Regions from separate parts of the Homo sapiens genome. Here region 2 is linked to region 1. Evidence: read pairs that join two places in POLR2A ChIA-PET (ENCODE). Cell type or tissue: MCF 10A. All regions are shown on one strand.

Region 1 (2,500 bases):
CCTTCCAGCATGGGGGAAACAAGTCCTCCTGAAGGAGGATCTTGGTGATGCATCACAGTGTCCACTACAATTCACCGTCAAGTGTAAGAGACTACACAATGCAAACATCGGTCTGCTCTATAGTTTAAACAGTCCTTTTGTAAATAACCTCATAGAGTAATAATAGCTGCCTCAAATCTGTAAGTGAAAGAGACTTGAAAAAAAAAAAAAAACACCGTTAAACAAAAAGTTGACCACTTACTAATCCTGGGTAAAATGTGATATGAGGACTCGTGGATTTCACAGACCAGTGAAATTTCTCTCAGCAACTGAAATAACAAACGTGTGGTTATCAGCTTTTATTTTCGCCAAGTAAAGTTTTTTTTTTTAAACAATATTTAAAAAGAGAGGATATTTTAATAATAAAAGGCTGGGCATGATATCAGAATAAAGTTTAAACTAAATAAATATTCCTTTATAAAACGTTCACCTACATTGTTCATTTCATCATGGACAGGAGAAAAGTTTGTCACTGATGGTTTGTCTGTGAACTGACATTTGGAAATCATAACCATAAGTGGGCTATAAAAAAAAAATCCCCTTTGGGAGGCCGAGACAGGCGGATCACGAGGATAGAGACCATCCTGGCTAACACCGTGAAATCCCGTCTCTACTAAAAATACAAAAAGTTAGCTGGGTGTGGTGACGGGCGCCTGTAGTCCCAGCTGCTTGGGAGGCTGAGGCAGGAGAATGGCGTGAACCCGGGAGGCGGAGCTTGCAGTGAGCAGAGATCGCGCCACTGCACTCAAGCCTGGGCGGCAGAGCGAGACTCCATCTAAAAAAAAAAAAAAAAAATCCTGCCGTGGAAGTTCCAGGGAAGACCTGGGAGAAAAAGTAACATTAAAGTTGGAAAGATAGGTAACAAGATGAGTCAGGGTGGAGGTTTCTAGCTGAGTGGACAGTGTGAACAAAGGCTCAGAGATGGGGAAGAGCAGGGCGTAATCACACAATGAAGTGTAGTAATTCTGCTCAGGGGAGCATTAGTCATGGAGAGGAGTGTTGAGAAATGAAACTAGAGTACGTTGGGGTCAGATTATTCAGCAGACAATAGGAAGTAGTAGAGATTTTGGGGCAAAGAATTTACATGATCCGAGTTGTGCTTTAAGAAAAGTAATTTATCAAAAAAAAAAGGTTTTATATATGACATATGCTTAAAATGGATTACATGGCAGAGATTCTGTGTCTTATTATGAAGCAATTATAGTCCGTGAAAGGCAAAAAGAAGATATGAATTAGAGATGGGGTACTGAGAATAAGAAGGAGGAAATGAATGTAAATACGGTAGGAATAGAACCAGAGCTTGGTAATTTATTGGAGGGCTTCAGGAGACAGAAGAGAAAAAATAATGGTAGTTTCATTAACAGAAAAAGAGGGTGAGGAAGAGATAGGTTTTAGAAGAAGATAAAAAGTCCAGTTAGTTCTAAGCATCCTAACTTTAAATAATCTACCCTGGGAAGAGCAGGCTGAAGAGAAGATCTATTTCTAAAAATATGTTTCCTTTCCTGATATAATATCATGGATAGTTGAGCTTCAACTGACAAATAAATAAAGGCAGTCCTCATCTTGCTTGGTACGATGTTAACTGAATCTCATATTTATTGAAATTATTTCCTCACTATTCACTGATTCCAAATCTCAGTCAACATGGTATCATGCAAAATGAGGGATACAGATTTCAAAAACTACATGTACGTGTTGCTGTATCTTAGTACTAATGATATTTCAGACTGCATAATTCTTTGTTGTGGGGCTGTCTGTGCGTTGGATGTTTAGCAACCTCTCTAGCTTCTACCCACTAGATGCCAGTAGCATCTAGTATCTGATTTCAGTTACCCAGCTTGTTATTCTCTTCAGCTCATCATTCACATACATTGGCAACCTTATATATTTTTTCCATAGTGTTTCATCTCACTAATATCTTGTTGCAATTTAAAACCTTTTAGTTGTTATGATATTTTGGCATTTTTGTTATGGGTAGTTTGTACATAATACCAATTACTTGACTTATTGGTTAGTGTGTGAACTTCACTGGCCACAGGGTGCCTAGGTTAAACATTATTTCTGAGAGTGTCTGTGAGGGTGTTTCTGGATGAGATTAGCGTTTGTTTTCTTTGCTTGTTTTTTGTTTGTTTGGTTTGAGGTTTTTTTTTTTTTTTTTAACTTACCCATCCATGTAGAGATTAGCATTTGAACTAATGGACTCAGTAAAGTACATTGCCCAAGATGGAGGGCATCATATAAACTGTTGCGGGTCTGAGTAGAACAAAAGGGAAAGGGAAGAGAAATTAACCACTTTTGCTTCCTGCCTGTCTGTTTGAGCTGGGACACATCACCTTGTCTTCTCCAGCCCTCAGACTGGGATTTACACTATCAGCTCCCCTGGGTCTCAGGCCTTTGAACTCAGACTGACTGACATCGGCTTTCCTGAGTCTCCAGCTTGCAGATGGCAGATCATGGGACT
Region 2 (2,500 bases), 130 kb before region 1:
AAAACTAAGGTTTAAAATACAAGTACATTTAAGAGAGGTAGAATGATATCTGAACATTTTTTTTAAATAATGGACTTTGATAAGGGAAAAGGGATGAGAACCCCAAGTCCACAGAAGAAAAGTATAGGTATTTTCTATAGCCAAAGGCTTCATAATTTGTTCTACGAATATGGAAAATATCTTGAGGACCATCTAGACCATTTGAATACATCTGGAAAGACTACTCCAATAATGTCTCTCATTTATCCTGGGTTTTACGGTTCATAAAGAATTTCACATACATCACCTCACTTGATTCTTACAGCTATTCTAGGAACAGGAGAAGGAAGGGGCTAATTATCTCCACTCTATAGAAAAGAAAATAAATCTTCTAGTTAACTAAAGTAGTAAATGTCAGAGCTAGGACTTGACTCCAAATCCCCAGGACCTGACTCCAAATCCCAAGCTCCTTCCATATCATCATTTTTAGCTCAACAAGAATAGGAAGGGATCATTCACAATAGCCAAAAATCAGAAACAATTCAAATGTCCATCAATTGGTGAATGGATGAACACAATGTGGTGTATCCAGACAATGGGATCCTGTTTGTTAACATGCTACAACATGTGTGAACCTCAAACACATTAGGTTAAGTGAACCTCAAACACATTAGGTTAAGTGAAAGATGCCAAACACAAAAGATCACAAATTGTATAATTCCATTTATATAGAATATCCAGACAAAGTGAACATTGAGAGACTGAAAACAGATTAGAGGTTGCTTGGGGCTAGAGCATAGGGACAAAGGTTGACTACAAATGGGCACAAGGGATCTTTTTGAGATCATGGAAATGTTCTAAAATTGGTTTGTGGTGATAGTTGCACAACTCAGTAAATTTACTAGAAGAAAAAAAATCATTGAACGTTACACTTAAGGTAGGTGAGTTATATGATATGTAAATTTCACCTCAATATGTCTCCTTAAAAAAAAATAATGACAGGAGGAGCATGTGTCTTACTGGCAGAGAATGCCATGTTTACAACCTCACAGAGAGGCCCAGCACAACAATGGAATCATCTGGCTCGGAGGAAAGCACTTGGTTTTTGTGCTGGCAGCACATGATTTATTGGTTTTGCCCTGCTGATAAGGCCATTAAAAGCAGATGATGACACATTCTTCAAGGGCAACACAAAGCCTGCTGCCTTCACCAGTCTTACTGGACCTCAACCCGAACACATGTAGCTTGTTCTGCCAGCCTCTGACATTTTCATTTTGTTTGTAATATAACTTTTCCACCTTTTAAAAATATGTATTTTAGAAAACAAATGCAATAAAACATGTAGATTGGAGAGCTAAAAGTGAAAGTTTCCAGTCCTGTTAAGGGCAGGAATTGGCAAGGGATCATGTTACCAGTGGGATGGGTCTTTTGTAACTTCTCTGAAAACCAGCTCTGATTCACTGAGGATGCCTTAGAAAGGAGAACAAAGAGAAACTGGGGACTCCCGGCCGGGGGGAATCAGAGAAGGCAAATATTCAACAAGCCCTAGATCTCAAGAACACAGGGCGCTGTGGAAGTAAAGGTCAGTTAGGAGCTGTGAGTCTGTGTGAAAAGAGAGTGCCTTTGATATTCGTGATAAAATTTCAAAAAAAAAATCTCAGTAACCAGATACCAGCTTTCAAGCACTAACTGTCCCATTGTCGGGCCACACTGAGTCCTCATATTCCTGTACTTTGAAACTGACTTTACCTCTCTGACCTCATTCACAGCAAGATCTCAACTTTTCTGCCCTTTAATGTGGCATTTACCTGCAGGACCTGGAGTCTTCTAAAGTGACAGTTGTCATGACCCTGAGGAGGGAACCATACCAAGGAGATCGCTGTCTTGGGTGCTCACCTTCCACATCATTCTTCTTAATACTACAGCGAACAACTCTGTCCAAACTTGTCAGACCAACACTCGGGGTTTCAGGACAGGTAATTGCTGAAATGAATGGAAGACCTTCTACTCCACCTCTAGGAAAATTTCCTTTATGAAAATTTTAGGTGAGCTTTATTAGAACCTTCTAGTCCACCTCAAGTAAAATTTCTTTTTATTAGAACTTAAATCTGTTTCCTGTTTCATAAGTGGAATTCCATATTCACCATCTGCTGTGTAAGATGAAAGACTTGGTTGATAAATTCAGCTATTTCTCATTTTTTTTTCTGAAAATCTTTTTCTTTGGTCTTTACAGTTTTAACATTATCAGTTTATCTTTCTATTTGCTTGTGTGGGACTCATTATTACATGTTTGAATCAGATTAACAAACAATAAGTAGACCTACTATACACAGGTGAAGCATTAGATGCTCTATTACTAATCTTTGTCTTTCATCCCATCCTTCTTTCATTTTGATACATTTTGAAATGCCTAACTAGTAGATCTCAACGTGAGAAGCAGTTTGGACTCATTAGAACATAATTATACCCATCACTTACTAGCTGGGCATACTTACAGGGATTTTTTAACCTCCCAGAACCT

Evidence for each region. ChIA-PET counts read pairs that join two places held together with the same protein. Peaks named below come from ENCODE experiments on the same cell type or tissue, not always from the same donor. Only the 100,000 strongest peaks of a DNase experiment are listed, where the experiment ranks them.
Region 2: POLR2A ChIA-PET joins it to region 1 with 6 read pairs; 2 of 35 experiments call an interaction of 5 or more read pairs at or near these places.

What each region holds. Positions count from the first base shown.
Region 1 is chr7:123,769,625-123,772,124 of GRCh38, forward strand. It overlaps a transcript of HYAL4 not described here. Among named protein-coding and RNA genes, the nearest start is that of WASL-DT, 22 kb to the left of the region's middle. In MCF 10A, no CTCF peak of the experiment used is centred here; a DNase peak (open chromatin) is centred at 977.
Region 2 is chr7:123,642,877-123,645,376 of GRCh38, forward strand. No RefSeq gene overlaps it. Among named protein-coding and RNA genes, the nearest start is that of LMOD2, 12 kb to the right of the region's middle. In MCF 10A, no CTCF peak of the experiment used is centred here; DNase peaks (open chromatin) are centred at 1,135 and 1,385.